Linked DNA regions of Homo sapiens: region 2 is linked to region 1. Evidence: read pairs that join two places in POLR2A ChIA-PET (ENCODE). Cell type or tissue: A673. All regions are shown on one strand. Each heading gives the region's core, and the rest is flanking DNA. Links, peaks and the distances in the headings are about the cores only. Region 1 holds the start of LOC124903473 (a long non-coding RNA gene). Region 2 overlaps SRP14-DT (SRP14 divergent transcript).

Region 1 (8,323 bases), core at 74-8,073:
GCACTTTGCAGGCCTTGGGCTTCTCAGGAACCAATGGGCGCTTACGAAGTGGGTAATTCTTGCGGCGCCCTGTGAGGTGACCTGGGCTCTCGGGCATGCCTGGCTCCACACCCTCAACCCCCTGCTCCATGTTGCTGTCTTCCATCTGCAGGGGCTCTCGGCGGCCAGTGAGGCCCGAACTCAGCATGGGAAGGGACTTTCTCCGAGTGTGTGTCATGGAGTACTTCCAACCTGCAGGACAGAAGGTGGGCAATGAGAGAAGCCCTCTCTGGCCTGCTCCTGCCTGCTTTCTCTCCCACTGCAGCCTACCCAGCCCCAGGTGCAGTGATCCTGGCCTACAACTACCCTGTCTCCAGTATGGATTTTCCTGGGACTCCCTTTCCAGAGTGTGAAGGGGCAGTGGAATCAAGCTACCAGCAGCTGTGCAAGGACTGGTTCCTCCTCTTTCCTTTTAGCCTAGGGTATCTCTGAACTAAGCCCCTGAAGAGCCTAGGGAGCAAGGCAGACCCCAGGGACAGGGGATAGGAGGAGCTGGTGGCAAAGCTCTTTGTTCTCTCCCCCTGTCCTTCTCTCACTAGATATTCATCACAGGATAGGAAGAGGCTCTGAAGACAGAGCCTCCCAAGATGGGGGACTGGGTGGTAGAAGTCCATTTATTCTTTCTTCTTTTTTTCTTTTTTTGAGAGACGGAGTCTCGCTGGAGTGCATTGGTGAGATCTTGGCTCACTGCAAGCTCCGCCTCCCAGGTTCACGCCATTCTCCTGCCTCAGCCTCTCGGGTAGCTGGGACTACAGGTGCCCGCCACCACGCCCCGCTAAATTTTCTTTTGTATTTTTAGTAGAGAGGGGGTTTCACCGTGTTAGCCAGGGTGGTCTCGATCTCCTGACCTCGTGATCTGCCCGCCTCGGCCTCCCACAGTGCTGGGATTACAGGCGTGAGCCACTGCCCCCGGCCAGGAGTCCATCTATTCTTCCAAAAGTATAACCAAGGCATTAACAATCCCCTCCCCAAACGCAGGGCTTCTGAGGTTGGCCACAGGAGGACAAGAAGACAGACAGTGAAGAGCTGAGATGGGGACCCTGCCTGCTGGGCCATGAAGGCAAAGTTCAGTCTCTGAGGACTCCTCCCCTGGCATATAAAGCAAGACTGCCACAACCTGGGTCTAGCTGGAAAAGCTCTATCAAGGGTGAAGGCCTGGCTTTGAGGGGCCCATGGTGGAGAGGTCTCAGCTTTGAGGGGCCCATGGTGGAGAGGTCTCAGCTTTGAGGGGCCCATGGTGGAGAAGTCTCATTTGAACTTTGGTTCAAATTCCAGGCAAGAGCAGCCCAAAGGGTGCCAGTACCCAGGGCAAGGGTAACAGTAAGGCCAGGATCAGCATATTCCTGGGGGTAGAGAAAACCCAGGGACGGTGCGTAGACCTGCCATACAGCTTTAAACCCCTGAAGGCCACAAACAGTTGGGAAAAGAAAGTATCAAAGAGAAGCACTAACACAGGAGACAAATGAGCTGCCTTGTTAGTCGTGCTCGGTTCTCCCTCTTTGTAGGCAGGGGCAGGATGCAAGGAGGTGGGGGAAGCCCAGAGCCCCTGACAGAAAATGCATATGACCAGGCATCATCCCCTAACTTTGCTTGGCAAAACACTCCAACATACACCTGCGGCAGCCTGGGCCCCAGTTCTGAGTGAGAGGCCAGAGCTGGCTGTGCACTGGAAGCTGGCATGGCCAAGACAATGAAGAACTGCAGAGGGCGGTGGTCAGAGACTACGGAGCTGTTCACTTCCTACCATTCAACCCAAAGCACAGGGGCTGGCAAGTAAGGTGCCAGACAAGTTCTGTCCCTCACCAGGTACTCCTGCAACCCATCCCCACCCAGCGGGCCCAGGTTTTTCAGCTTAATTTCCCCACTGCTATTGCTGTTCACACTCATTCTACAGAGGAACTGAGAGCAGTCCCTGCTGTGCCAGGATTTAACCCTGAAAGTCTCAAGCCTGAGGGCTCCCAGGGATTCCTGAATCTTTCCCTGTTAGCTCCCATGGCCTTGGGCCAGTGGGTGGGGTCACTGGACACCTCCTCTCCAGAGATATGCTGCATTAATTGAGAAAGAGTGCTCAGAAAACCAGGCTGAGGGTGGTGTGGGCAACCTTCACCCCTGAGAAAGGACACGGAAAACTGGAAAGGAGAGGCAGCGTGCCAGGCTTTGCTCTGGCCACGTGCGGGGACTTGCCACTGCTCAGAGACCAGGCCCCGGGCAAGACAGAGTCACAGAAGGCAAACCCATTCATTCCTGAAGCACAGGTGGAGAGCTCCTAAAAAATCCCAGGCATCTGCTAGGCTCCGTAAGTCTCTTTCCTGCTTCTAATCAGGGTGACCACCCGTCCCTGTCTGCTCAGCAGGCTTATTGGCAATGCCGGGCGTGGTGGCTCATGCCCATAATCCCCACACTTTGAGAGGCCCAGGCGGATGGATCATGATGTCAGGAGATCAAGACCATCCTGGCTAATACAGTGAAACCCTGTCTCTAATAAAAATACAAAAAAAAAAATTTAGCCAGGCGTGCTGGCATGAGCCCGTAGTCCCAGCTACTTGGGAGGCTGAAGCAGGAGAATCACTTGAACCCAGGAGGTGGAGGTTGCAGTGAGCCAAGATCGTGCCACTGCACTCCAGCCTGGGCAACAGAGTGAGACTCCATCTCAAAACAACAACAACAACAACAACATCATCCCATTTCTTATAACCCACAGGCCCTTCTCTCATATCCAGGCACCCCTGTGCTGGAGGTGGAGGAGCATGCAACGAGAAGCAGCAGAAGCACATCAGTATCTCCTAGGGAGCCCAGGTCCAGCCCTCCCCAACTCCCAAATGGCCTGGAGATGATGGATAAGTGAACAGACCATGCATTTGAGCACGGGCCAAAGCCCCTCAACAGGCCCCAAGTTACCAGAGGGGCTAGGCCTGGGAACGGCTGGGAGCCAAGGTGGAGATCACCTGGGCTTGTCGTCTTTGAGGATAAGGACACAGTACAGAGTAAGGAGAAGGCGGCTGGGAAAGACAGCACAGGGAGGTGCTGTCAGGCCTGGCTACTGGAAGCGTTCTTAGCAGGGGGATGATTGGCCACCCCTGACCTCCAGCTGGCTGGGAGACTGGCTGCATGGGCAGATGGTCCTCAGATCTTTGGATAGTTGTCCCCACTCAGTCTTCCCCTCTCAACACACAGAAGTCCCAAGCAGAGAGAGGTGGGAAGGGAGTCAGTGCCTTGACTACACAGCTTCCACTTTCAGGAGTCTGAGCCCAGAACCTTTGAGAATCTGTTCCCTGTGGACTAATCTTGCTCTTTAACCTCTCATTCAGCTTTCCAGTCCCTCAGGGACACCCACTACTCCCCTGGGGGGTAGGGTGCTGACGATCCCAGGAAGCGTCTGAATCACAGGGTGCGAGTCACATTTCCAAATCCAGCAGAACAGCCTCCTGCTAGACTCCCTAAAATCTGCCAAATCCCCTGTCACTCGCTAAAAACACCCAAGGCCATCAAAAGCACGTCGCAAAATAGCTCCTAGCTTTCCTGTGGTGCAAAGTCCAGCCACTCGGCATCTTAAGGAGAGGCTGGGGTCTCTGCTGCCTGCCTCTCGCTGCACTCCATTCTGGGGAGAGCATGTGTGAGTCATGCTTTGAAGTCAGATGAAGAAACAAGAAGCTCGGCTGCAACTTTTTCCCTGGGGTGGGGCTGGGTGGAGGGGCTACAAGCCTGCCAGGGCCCCTCCAAACCACAAGGGATGGCCCAGCTACAGGGCTGGTTGGGGAGAGGGGATCCCAGCAAAGTGGTAGGCTTGGTTCCCCTCTCCCAGCCCCACCAATCCTCCTGCTGCCCCTCCCAATTACGCACTATCCACCCAGAAACTTTCAACCACTGCTAGGGCACAAGGTGCGCTGGGTTCTCTCAGCACTATCCCCTCCTCTCTGGGAAGCTCTGTCCTCCCAGACACGGGTGGTCCATGCCCTCTTGGGAAGGTCTCTAGGAGGGATTCCCAGGACACTTTCCTGACACTAAAAGATGTCAAGAAAGCTCTCACTGGAGAAAACCAGTCTGATTGTCTCCAGCTCTGACACAGCTGCCAGGAAGGATAGTGGCTGGCTGGTGGACATCCAGGCCAAAGACCCAGAGAACCACAGGTTGAATCCCAAATCCTCAGAAGTGTACTCTAAAGACAGTAAACAGGCCACCTTCACCTCAGGGGCATCAGGATCTCAAAATCGAGGGGGAGGTCAGGCCCAGCTAAACTGTCATAGTAGGGTCTGAGTGTAGTCATCTCCACAGAAGCAGAAAGGGACAGACAGATGCCCTGCTCTGGCCCTCAAGCTGCAGCAGCACCATACAGCAACCCCACCAGCACAAGCAGAGCACAACCAAGGTGCTTCATGCCGGGCTGAAGGTTCAAGGGAGAGTCAGAGGCCCAGGGGAGCACGGGGTGCTGGCACTGCTCTGGGGAAACAAGGGTGAGGGCCTGGAAGGGCAGGTCACAGCCCAGATCACTCCCACAAGCAGAGGCTGCCTGGGGCAGGAAGTGGCCCTCAGTTGTGGTTGCTGCTCTCCCCTTACCCACCCAGCTCTGGGTTGCACCCCGCACACCATCCTGAGGGTTTCAGGACTACACTTTAAATTTTGCTTTTCAGGCTTCTTTGGTTTTTCTTTTTTGTTGTTTTTTGTTTTTGTCTGAGACAGGGTCTTGCTTTGTTGCTCAGGCTGGAGTGCAGTGGCGCAATCATGGATCATGGTAGCCTCGAACTCCCAGACTCAAGTGATCCTTCCACCTCAGCCTCCCCAGTAACTGAGACTATAAGCGCGTGACACCATGCCCAGGTAATTTGGTAGAGACAGGCTGCAGGGGGTTGGGGGGGGCCGGGGGTAGAGGGCCTCACTATGTTGTCCAGGCTGGTCTCAAACTCCTAGGCTCACGTAATCCTTCCACCTTGGCCTCCCACAGTGCTGGGATTACAGGCATGAGCCACCATACCTAGCCCGGTTTATTTTTAATGAGAGGGAGGGATTCAGGGGAGCCTTAGATAAGGGTAGATCAGGTCATCTGGGTGAGGGCTGGGAAGGACCCTGCCCCATTAGAAGCCACCTCCTTCCAATTACAGCTAAAACCACAACTGGAGCTGAGTTAAGCATTGTCCTCCTCTGCATTCTCTCTTGGAATAACCCCTCCCATCCATGAAAGGAATAAAACACTTGTCATGAGCACTGAATTTCTTGAATCTTCTATCAGAGAAGAAATGTGGCAAGAGCACAAAACTAGGCTCCTTTTCACTTAAAGTTAGTTGCTGTTACTTTATGGAGAAACAGGTGAAGCTGCTGAAATTCTTATGGTAAAGCCAGGTAAAGACACAGCTGGTAGTGAATCTCTTAAAGAGCTGGTACAGCAGAAAGAACCAAAGCATTGAGTCAGACCTAGATTTAAATGCTCTGTCCCTCCTGAGCAATGTATTTAGCTTTTCCAAACTCCAGATCCCTCATCTAAGATGGATATACCAAAAAGAGTCTTCCTTAGGAGCGGTGGTAAGCAGAGGCAGGCAGGCCAACCTCCCCCATCCTTCCAACCCGACAGAGGAGGGCAGCTGGCCCTGGCTGGCCATTCCCCACAGCAGGAGCCCGGGACAGATTCCTCCTACCCCAGTGAGAAATCTGAAAACCCAAGCTTGCACCTGAACTTTGCTCTGCCACTATTCCACTAAAAACACCTAAGTGCCCACCCCAAGGAAAGATAATGATGATGACACTCCTTTTCCCTTGCAGGACCCAGTGTGGGGTGAGTTGTGGGGGGTTCAGTTTACAACTCAGCAAGAGGGCCGGGTGTAGTCATCTCCATAGAAGCAGAAAGGGACAGACAGATGCCCTGCTCTGGCCCTCAAGCTGCAGCAGCACCATACAGCAACCCCACCAGCACGAGCAGAGCACAACCAAGGTGCTTCACGCCGGGCTGAAGGTTCAAGGGAGAGTCAGAGGCCCAGGGGAGCACGGGGTGCTGGCACTGCTCTGGGGAAACAAGGGTGAGGGCCTGGAAGGGCAGGTCACAGCCCAGATCACTCCCACAAGCAGAGGCTGCCTGGGACAGGAAGTGGCCCTCAGTTGTGGGCCACAACTGAGCAAGAGGGCCGGGGCAGAAACTATCCCAACAGACCCTGAACAACAGCTCTGTGTCTCTGAGAAATACTCAACTCTACAGTGAAAGGCCAAGTTCCTCAGATGCTAACGGCAGGGCTAGACCCACAACGTGAGGTCAGAAGGTGTGCGTCCTGCCTGTCTGTGCCACCTGAATGAGGCTTCAGTGGAGGCACCCATGCAGAGCAGAAGTCTCAGCTCCACAGCACAAAGTTGCAAGGAGCACTGTCCTCAAAGAGAGAGAGAGAGCAGGGGCCTCAGCCACCAGCCCTGCCTCCTCAGTGCCCATACAGCCTCACTTGCTGCGGGCACTCAATTCATTCTGTAACCAGACTGGGAGCCTAAAAACACCTGGGCAAGAAGCACGAAGTGCAGCTGAAAGGAATTGGCCTGATCCATCTGGACACAGGCTTGCTTTTAGACTGCCCTCGGGTCTGGTGGCAGGGGCTGAGGACAAGAGAAACAAGAGTATACCTCTCATATCTAGAAGTTGCTATACAACACACAGATCCCTGAGTGAGGAGAGTGGGCAGAGAGCATTGTGTTTTAATCATACCAGTGTTCTGCCTTACGAACTTTAACCTGACAAATTAGAAGGTAATCACATGCAATAAAAAACTAGTCTTTAGAGGCTTTCTTAAAAGGCACATGTCCCTACTTTAGGCAACGTGCCTTCCCCCAGCTTCTTCCCAGTACACAACTCATGTGTGCATAAGGTAGACCTGCATCCACAGGTGCTAGCCCAGCTAAGCCTGCCCCTCATTCTCAGGCACACAGCACCTCTTGTGACCTTTGCCCATTCAGCCAACATTTGCTGGCCCCCCCACAGCAGAGGGAGACCCATGTGGGGCTGGAAGCCACTTCATGCCACTGCTAATCCTGTGTGGCCTTAGTCAATGGCTTGAACTCTGAGTCTTGGTTTCCTTGTCTACACAGCAAGGTTGCTGTGAGGATTAAGTTAAAGAAGAATGTGTGTAAAGTGCCTAGCAGAGTTCCTGGAATACAGCAGGTTCTCAATACAAGCTCATTTGTTTTCTCTTTCCCCTACAAGCACCAGACTAAGTGCTGGAAAAAAATGCAAAAGACTAAGAGTTGGAGCATGGGCTAGCAGGAAGACAGAACAAGATAGTGTGACAAGGGCTATAATGGACTGCTCAGAGCTTGGCTGAGGGGTCCCCCCAAGGCAGCTTCTCAGAGGGTACATATGAGCCAGGCATTTAGACACTTACTGAGGGCCTACTTTATGCCACGTGTACCGTGGGAACAAAAGCCCAGTAGGGAGTGGGCAGCACTCTGAGAAATTCATTTCATAAATGTTTGGATGCAGGAAAGGGTGACAAACAAAAGCTAAAGTTTTTTTTTTTTTTTTTTTTTTTTTTTGAGATGGAGTTTATGCTCTTGTTGCCCAGGCTGGAGTGCAATGGCGTGATCTCGGCTCACTGCAACCTCCGCCTCCTGGGTTCAAGTGATTCTCCTGCCTCAGCAGGAGTATCCCGAGTAGCTGGGATTACAGTCACCCACCACCACGCCCAGCTAATTTTTGTATTTTTAGCAGAGACGGGTTTTCACCATGTTGGCCAGGCTGGTCTCAAACTCCTGACCTCAAGGGATCTGCCTGCCTCGGATTCCCAAAGTGTTAGGATTACAAATGTGAGCCACTGAGCCCGGCCCAAAAGCTAAAGTCTTAAAGCAGGAAACAAATGCAACTTTTCCCAGACTCGCCCCTATTAGCTCCATGTAGGATGACTCCAGGCAGGGGTTGGGGGGCACCCCTTAACTCTGGGCTAAGGCTCCCTCAGACCCTCCCATCCAGATGCCATACTGCCCAGGATCAGCCAGAGGCAAACCTACACCTGCAGCAAAACCCATTTGCTCTGAGCAGCTAACAATGTGGGAGAAATAAAACAGGAATAAAACAGGGGACAGGGCACCCCAAAGCTCAGCAACAGGCCTCAGCAGAACCAGGGAAAACCTTGTGCTACTGATGCACCATTCTTCAAAAAACATGAACAGCTCACCAGCCTTCTCCAAGCACCTGCCCAGGAATGGCAAAGAACGAGTGTTGGTTCAACCACCAGGACATTACATGGACCAACAACTTAGATTTCTAAAATGGCTTGCCAAGACTACAGGTGCTAGCTCTAGTCCTGAACAGAAACTAGCCAGC
Region 2 (8,323 bases), core at 252-8,251, 390 kb after region 1:
GGGTGAGGGGGAGAGGAAAGAGACCGATTTCCTCGAGAGAGGTGGGGCAGGGGAGCAGCTGAGAGAAAGCTGCGCCGTCTGGAAAGGAAGCCAGAAAGGAAGACAGAGTCTCTTTGAGCTTTTCCCACCAAGCTCACAGGAAAATTGCAAAAACATCATTGGACTGGATCAGGATGCGAAGGGAGCAGCCAGGAAGGCGCGGCCTCTTTGAAGGCTCCCGCTCCGCGCGAGGCGTGGCTCCCGGAGGGGTACACCAGCTGGAGTGAGGAACAGGGCTCAACGCCCGCCCGCCCGACAGCCACAAGGGAACGGGTTGCGTTTTGTTTTGTTCCCAGTGGTCCCCAGGGCCGAAGGGGAATATAAGGAGATGCTGTTGAGCTGGCTAGAGGGGACGGGAGGCTCGAAGCGAGGCACGCAGTCAGGCACTCCTGACGAGAAGAAGCAAGACTTACACAAGGGCAAAGGCCTCCTACTGGAGAGATGAGACTAGTGAGGCCTGGGGACAGCTCCGAGGGCTGGGGAAGGTCAGTGTTGGCTTCAGGCGGGGGTATAACTAGACCTGGCTACTTATCTTGTGGGGCTCAGTGCAAAGTGAAAATACGGGCCCCTTATTAAATTATGAAGCGTTTGCTGGGTGTGGTGGCACGTGCCTGTAATCCCAGCATTTTGGGAGGCTGAGGTAGGAGGATCATTTAAGCCCAGGAGTTCAAGACCAGCCTGGGCAACATAGTGAGAGCCTGTCTCTACAAAAAATAAAAAATTAGGTCAGGCACAGTGGCACATGCTTGTAGTCCCAGCTACTCAGGAGGCCGAGGTGGGAGGATCACTTGATCCCAGGAAGCAGAGGTTGCAGTGAGCCAAAATTGCATCACTGCACTCCAGCCTGGGTGACAGAACAAGACCCTGTCTCAAAAAAATAAAATAAAAAATTAGTGGGCGTGGTGGTGCATGCCTGTGAGTTCCAGCTGCTAGGGAGGCTGAGGTGGGAGGATAGCCTGAACCCAGGAGGTGGAGGCTGCAGTGAGCCAAGAACATGCCACAGCACTCCAGCCTGGGTGACAGAGCAAGACCCTGTCTCAAAAAAGACATATATATATTGCGGCAACAGAGTTTTAAACCAAATGCAAGGCCCTTCTAAGCATTGGGCCCTGTGCTACTGACTACCCAGGTCAAGGTGTGAGGTTACCCAGTATGAAGGGTCTCCAACCTACTTCATTAAAGGCCACCAAAAGGAAGAGTCCAGATGAAGGCCAGGGGAGAAAAAAAAATCAGACTCCTTGAGGAGTCTTTTGGTTTTAAAAAATATTGGGGAAAAATAGAGTCTCCATTAACAGCATGTTTTTAACTTTTAAACAGACCTTCACATCTCTGGAACCATATAACAAAGGTGACAATTTTATGAGCCAAGTTATGCATGGCACATTTTATGTGCCTAAACGACCTAAGTGATTTTTGTAGGTCCTTCAAGGACAATAAAAAAGTATTGTAGAGGAAAAGATTTGTATATATTTATATTTCGCCACCAAATGTCAATATTTCTTTTATAAAAATTCATCCCTCCTACCATGCCTCTTATCTGTTCAAAATGTTTGGACATTTCACTTCCCTAGTCTAGGCCAGTTTTTAATTTTAATTTTTTTAACTTTTTAAATTTTTGAGACAGGGTCTCGCTCTGTTGCCCAGGCTGGAGTGCAGCGGCGCAATCTCGGCTCATTGCAACCTTTGCCTCCCAGGCTCAAGCGACCATCCCACCTCAGCCTCTCGAGTAGCTGGGTCTACAGGCATGCACCACCATTAGCCCAGCTAATTTTTTAAATTTTTGTAAATACAGGGGTCTCCTTATATTGTCCAGGCTGGTCTTGAACTCCTGAGCTCAAGTGATCCTCCAGCCTCGGCCTCCCAAAATGTTGGGATTACAGGAGTGAGCCACCATGCCTGGCTCCAGGCCAGTTTTGTTTGTCACCTGACACTGTGTCCTCTTTCAGTTTGGAGACCACAACTCCGCAGGGTTGTTGGGTTAGTGTCCTTTGGTGGGCCACACATTTCCCCAGCCCCCCAAGCCCCAACCCACCCCACTCAGTTAGCCAGTTGGTATTATACATGTATTAGAACTTTCTCTGAGAACAGAGCTCACAAAAAAGTAAAGATCTGAGAGCTTCTGGAGGGGGACAAGGGAAACTCAGGGCAGGTGCAGAAGCTGGTGCCGGGGTAAGGGCCCCAGCTGCCATTCCTCTGCTCTCCCGTGTTTCCAGTGCCCCCTCACCCCTGTGTCAGCTTCCTCCCCGGGGAAGTGGGGTTGGGTGGGGATTACCACTGCCTACTGGGATGGGCGCCGGCTTCATCTGCAGGGATTATCAGGCCTGGTGGAGCTGGCTCCAGCAGCCACAGCCCTCAGGGCCTGACCTCCCCTGCTCTCCACCTGTGACCTCAGAGAGCAGGGGCTGTCACTCTGGGTATGTGGCCTGGTGTTTTCTCTCCTCTGTGGGGTTTTTTGGACCTCTCAGTATCTCTCTCAGAGAGATACTGACCATCCCCTAAAATTTGGAGACTGCCCAGTGGTGTGATTTGTCTTCCAGCAGTCAAGCCAAAGAAACCTTTGCTCAGCAAGACTGGGTCCATGGAGCTCCTTAGCGTTGGAGGAGCCATCAGCTCCAGATGGAGCCGTTACCTTGCCCTGAGGACGTTATGCCACAGCCCATCGCCCAGGGGAGAGGGACCCAGAGAGCCTGGGAGGAGCAGTAAACCCAAAAAGCAAGAAATGCCCTTTCCCCCAGGCAAGCCCCGCTTGCAAACCCTGACTCGAACAACTTCTTAGCAGGGACGCAGTGAGCCCTCAGGTGGTCCCTGCCACCCGGCCAATCCCCCTGCAGGGTGGAGCTGCCGAGCCAGAGCAGAGCCCAGGCCCACAAAGGTTTCTGAGAAACAGGGGAAGAAAGACCCTGTCCTCCATCTGGACACCAGAAATGAGGCTTGCTTCACCTGTTCTTCCTGCTGACCAACACCAGCCTGGCTCAGCAGCCTCCCTCTGTCCTGGAGTGGTGGGAGTGCCGGGGGCAGGGGCGTCACAGCTGCATCCCCCAGCCCAACCCTCAGCCTCCCCCTACCCCACCCCCGCTCTGCACCCAGTCTGTGGGGCCACAGAGCAGCCTCAGAGGCAGCCTGGGACAGGAAGAGGCCTGACCAGGGACAATCCCCTGGGGAGAACCAAAAGGGCCTAGGGACTGAGTGCCTGACAAGCGGCCCTGCCACACTGGCAGTGAAGGCGGTGGCAGGGAGCACAGCCGCGGTGGCAGCCGGCGCCCAGGGCAGGCCTCGTGCCCTTGTGGCCAGGGTGACTGAATCTGCCAGCTGTGGGGCCCATTCGTGCCAAGTCTGCCCTGGCTCCGTCTGGTCGTAATCGATGCTGGCGCCAGGCCAGGCCCCCTGCCAGCTCCGGTCACACTCGGCTAACGCGAGAGGCCCAGCCCATTAACTCCTTGCCAAGGCCCATTGTCTGGGTCCTTGCCCGGTGGTTTATTTACTCCAGGGCTGGCCGGGCCAGGGCTGGGAGGCGACAGCGGGGTGGACTGCGGGTGGGGCAGTGGGGTGGGGGGTGGGGAGGGTTGGGGAGGCTTAGGCCTGAGGAGGGGGCTGAGAGCAGGAGTGGGGCAGGCAGGACGGTGGTTTCCAGAGCCCAAGGGCAGGGCATGCTGTGAGGGTTTTTTGTGTTTTGTGTTTTTTTTTTGCTACATCAAAGATTCCTTGTATAGGCAGATGTACCTCCAGAGGCCCACCCAGTACCTTAGGGGTGAGAGAGGGCACTGGAGACACAAGACCTTAACTCCCCAGACAGCCGCCTTCAAAGCCCCTTAAATAATTTTTTTACATGACCTACCCTCTTGTATTTAAGTTGGCATTTGAAATTTTCCATCAGAAATTTAAATAGTTCCAAAGGATATCCTTTTTAGCATTTTATGAATATTTTTTCACTTTCTATATGCCTTTATTATATTTTATAGTCAAAAAATTCAAAGAAAAATGAATATTGATATTTTCAAATACAAATTGTATCTTTCTTTTAAATGTCCAATGGAATCTAAATGCCAGAGCAATTCTGTGTCCAACATTATCCATTAAAAAAAATAGGGGAACAAACGCTAATTAAACAGCTTAGAAGTTTACATTATTTCGTTCTCTCCAAGAACTTGTATTTCCATTTCACTCCTGTTACAGATTTTATGCTAATGTAAGGGTTTTTTTTTGTTTGTTTGTTTGTTTTTTTTTTGAGGCAGGGTTTTGCTCTGTTGCCCAGGCTGGAGTGCAGTGGTGTGATCCTGATTCACTGCAGCCTCAATCTCCTGGGCTCAGGTGATTCCCCCACCTCGGCCTTCTGAGTAGCTGGAACTACAGGCCTGCACCACCATGCCCTGCTAATTTTTGTATTTTTTGTAGAGACACAGTTTCACCATATTGCCCAGGCTGGTCTCCAATTCCTAGGCTCAAATGATCCGCCCACCTCGGCCTCCCAAAGTGTTGAGATTATAGGTGTGAGCCACAGCACCCAGCCTGTATTTATTTTTTATGCTTGAAAATCTTTTATTGGCTAGGCATGGTGGTTCATGACTGTAATCCCAGTACTTTGGGGAGGCTGAGGCAGGAGGATGGCTTGAGCCCAGGAGGTCAAGGCTGCAGTGAGCCATGATTGCACCACTGCACTCTAGCCTGACTAACAAAGGGAGAAGTTGTCTCAAAAAAAAAAAAAAAAAAAAGAAAGAAAGAAAAATCTTTGATTGATTATTGTATTAAATAAAATTTAAAGATTAAAACTTCTGGCCGGGACTGGTGGCTCACACCTGTAATCCCAACACTTTGGGAAGCCGAGGGGCAGATCACGAGGTCAAGAGGTCAAGACCATCCTGGCCAACATGGTGAAACCCTGTCTCTACTAAAAATACAAAAATTAGCTAGGCGTGATGGCACACACCTGTAGTCCCAGCTACTTGGGAGGCTGAGGCAGGAGAATCGCTTGAACCCGGGAGGTGGAGGTTGCAGAGAGCTGAAATTGCGCCTCTGCACTCCAGCCTGGGTAACAGAGCAAGACTCCTTCTCAAAAAAAAAAAAAAAAAAAAAAATTCCTCTGTTCCCAAAGCTGAGCATTAATTTTTTGGTTATGAGTTTAGTGTTAGAATAGTTTATATCCAATTGATCAGAGCAATGTAAATAATTACGAAATTTGATAAACAACTATTAAACATAAAAGGTAAATTTTTATTGGAAATGCATCTCTTAATAAAATAGTTGGGGTTGGGACAGGTTTTCTTCCCAATTAGTGTATGTATATGTGGATGACTTATTGCTAGACTCACACAAGGTTCAACATGAAGTTTACTCCCATGTTTAGTCTTTTGTAGGTTTAAACATTGAGAAACACTGTCCACATAAATAAATAAATGGAAGCCGATGAGTTTGTTATGAGGATGCCATTCAATTCTTTGAACTTCTTCCAAGTTATATGCCTAATAACATTATTATCAAAATGTTTTTTTATGATCCGCTGGCAATTTGATTAGTGCCTCTTTCAATTTTGCTGAAAGCAGAGCTGGAAACCACTTGACTTGCAGAAAGACTTGCTCCTCTGTCACTTGACCCCCAGGAGTCACTTTGTTTGATGCCTTGGAGATTTCTACCCCTAGGGCAGTGCCCCAGAGTGGGGGGTCACATGGGTGAGAGGGGCAGCTTTCTCTTGTAAAGCTGTCTTCCCCAGCAAATGGGAAAGGGGATGCCTTGTCTTGGATGCCTTTTTAGGAATATCGCTTTTAGGAAAAAGAGCATAGAAAAACTGAGGATCAGAAAATCGATTCTCCTCAAACTATCTTGATTCACAAACCCCTTTGGGCACCCCTGGGGGTATGTCACAATTTTATGAGTAAGAGACTGGAAATGTACCTGGGGGCCAGAACGTAAGTTTTGACTCCTCTGCTAGGAGTGAGCTCAAAAATGGATATGATTCAAATACATAGATGCCTGTGGCCAATATTCCGGATCTTCACAGTCCTCGGAATGCCCTGGCAGGGCTAAACTCCTTTTAGTCCAGTCCTCCTCAAGCTCAGACCTGCAACCTCTTCATTCTTACTGTGTATTGAGGGTTCCCTGAACTGAAGGAAGAAAGTGTCTGGAGGGTGGGAGAGACCGTGTGTGGCAGAGTTAGAAACATCAGTCTATCTCAGGGTCCTAGACAAGTGATCTCCACATAATCAGCAACAGATGGTCAGGCAGCACCTCCAAATATTTGTATCCTTATCAATCATATTTATGTGTGACTGCCAATCCATATGTCATGTGTATTAAGCTTTATTTTAGGTTTTTTTATTTTTTTGAGACGGAGTCTTGCTCTGTCACCCAGGCTGGGGTGTAGTGGCGCGATCTCGGCTCACTGCAACCTCTGCCTCCCGGGTTCAAGCGATGCTCATGCCTCAGCCTCCCAAGTAGCTGGGACTACAGGCACGCACCACCATGCCTGGATAATTTTTGGTAGAGACAGGATTTCACCACATTGGCCAGGCTGGTCTCGAACTCCTGACCTCAAATGATCCACCCACCTCAGCCTCCCAAAGTGCTGGGATTACAGGTGTGAGCCACCGTGCCCGGCCTGTATTCCCTATTCTTAATAGATTATCTTGTAAACCTTCTTTGTAGCCCATTTCTCTAGACTCAACAGCTTTCATTCCAGGTTGTTTTTAAAGCCCCAGTGGATGTGTGAAAGGGTGGTAATGGATGGCACTGAACCTCTGTTCTGGCCTTGGCAAAGGCATGTGCTCTGCCAGTGTTTACTAAGATTATGTGCCAGACACTGTGCTGGGTCCTAAGAATGTAAAAAGACACAATCTTTTGTTGTATCACAATGTAAGTGTAGTTAATACTACTGAACTGGACACAACAATGGTGAAGGTGGTAGATCTTATGTGTTTTTGACCAGAATTTTTTTTTTTTGAAGACACCATCTCTGCCCTTAAGGAGGTTGTGGCATAGTGGAGGAAACAGAGAATCCACTAATTCATTTACCTGGGAACTTTTAATTAATAGAGTGCCAATCATATTCTAGGCTGGTGCAGGTGCTGAGGATAAGCCTATAAGCAAACCAGGCACAATTAGTCTCTTATGGAGCTTACTGTCCATGGCCAGCAGGAAATGTGCACCTGCAGTGCCCAGTACAGAAACCACTAGCCACATGTAGTTGTTTACAATTAAATTAATTATGATTAAATACAATTTAACATAGTCTCTGCAGCCACAGTTGAAGTGCTCAGTAGCCACAGGCAGCTGGTGCCACTATAGAGGACAGCACAGCTAGAGAAGGTTTCCATCACTGCAGACAGCTCTTAGCGTGGTCAGTGTGCAGATGGATGAGCCAGATCGTCAAGTAGGGGGCCCTGCCAGTCTCTCCAGTGCCTTTGTGCCAGTTTCAAAAGGTTTTCTCTCTGGGCAGGTGCAACTTCTTGCCAAGGACGAGGCTTGTGGAGCAGGATATGGTTCTGGGCCTAGGAGAAGTCAAGGTGTAGAGAACAGGAGATGCAGATCACCACATGCTCACCAAGTCCCTGGAGTAAAGGACTCCAGACTCTGGAGTTGTCTGATCTCATCTCCCACGACACACTCCCATAGTGCACCACGTGCCCTGCTCATGCTGTTCTCTCAGCCTTCTTCCTTTTCCCATCTCTGTGCCTCCCAAATTCCCTTCAAGGCCCAGGTGAAATTCCACCCTTTTCCTCCTCAAAGCCTTCCCTGAACTGTTTATGAGGCTGATTAACATTTACTGAGCATAGCATTTGTACTACAGTATTTGTGCTATTGGTGGGAGCGTGGTGAGGCTGCAAGATGAAACAGGCCCTTAGACTTTCAATGTGGGTGGTTCTAACTCCCTGTCCTAAATTTGGGCCTTCACAGCCAAGTATATGCATCGTCAGTGCACATCCCCCAGGTGAAGACAGGCTCTAGAACTCTGCACACTTCCTCTTCCCACCCCGCGACTTCTGGCAAGTACTGCCTTACGTATCTTTGTCCCCACTTTTTTCCTCACTAAAAGATACCCAAAAAGGATTCTTTGAAGGTTTCTTGCCTCAATGATCCAACATGAGAAGTGGTGAGACCAACCCTTACCAGCTGACAATGACTTAATCATCTTCAGAGATTCTCAAAAGAAGCTGGAATGTAAATAGCCGCTCAGCTGGTATTGTTCTCAAAGAAGACTTAGATGTAGACAGTTCTCACTCTTCATATGCGTCAGAAAATCCGCTTCCTCTGGGTGAGTTTCAGAAGGGGTAAATGTTGTTGCTCAAATTCCAAA

What was found. ChIA-PET counts read pairs that join two places held together with the same protein. Peaks named below come from ENCODE experiments on the same cell type or tissue, not always from the same donor. Only the 100,000 strongest peaks of a DNase experiment are listed, where the experiment ranks them.
Region 2: POLR2A ChIA-PET joins it to region 1 with 23 read pairs; 3 of 35 experiments call an interaction of 5 or more read pairs at or near these places.

What each region holds. Positions count from the first base shown.
Region 1 is chr15:40,450,359-40,458,681 of GRCh38, reverse strand. BAHD1 (bromo adjacent homology domain containing 1) reads right to left here. Exons shown (of 7, transcript NM_014952.5): 2 at 1-231. The coding sequence starts at 217. It overlaps LOC124903473 (a long non-coding RNA gene), which reads left to right and starts at 4,812. Exons shown (of 2, transcript XR_007064598.1): 1 at 4,812-4,854; 2 at 5,136-5,235. RefSeq lists enhancers at 5,772-5,821, 5,852-6,201. In A673, for the core only: no CTCF peak of the experiment used is centred there; no DNase peak of the experiment used is centred there; H3K27ac peaks cover 551 bases.
Region 2 is chr15:40,064,415-40,072,737 of GRCh38, reverse strand. SRP14-DT (SRP14 divergent transcript) reads right to left here. Exons shown (of 3, transcript NR_040060.1): 3 at 5,229-7,517. Among named protein-coding and RNA genes, the nearest start is that of SRP14-DT, 29 kb to the right of the region's middle. RefSeq lists enhancers at 2,807-2,926, 7,912-8,021 and silencers at 3,057-3,116, 4,235-4,418. In A673, for the core only: no CTCF peak of the experiment used is centred there; a DNase peak (open chromatin) is centred at 3,417; H3K27ac peaks cover 2,201 bases.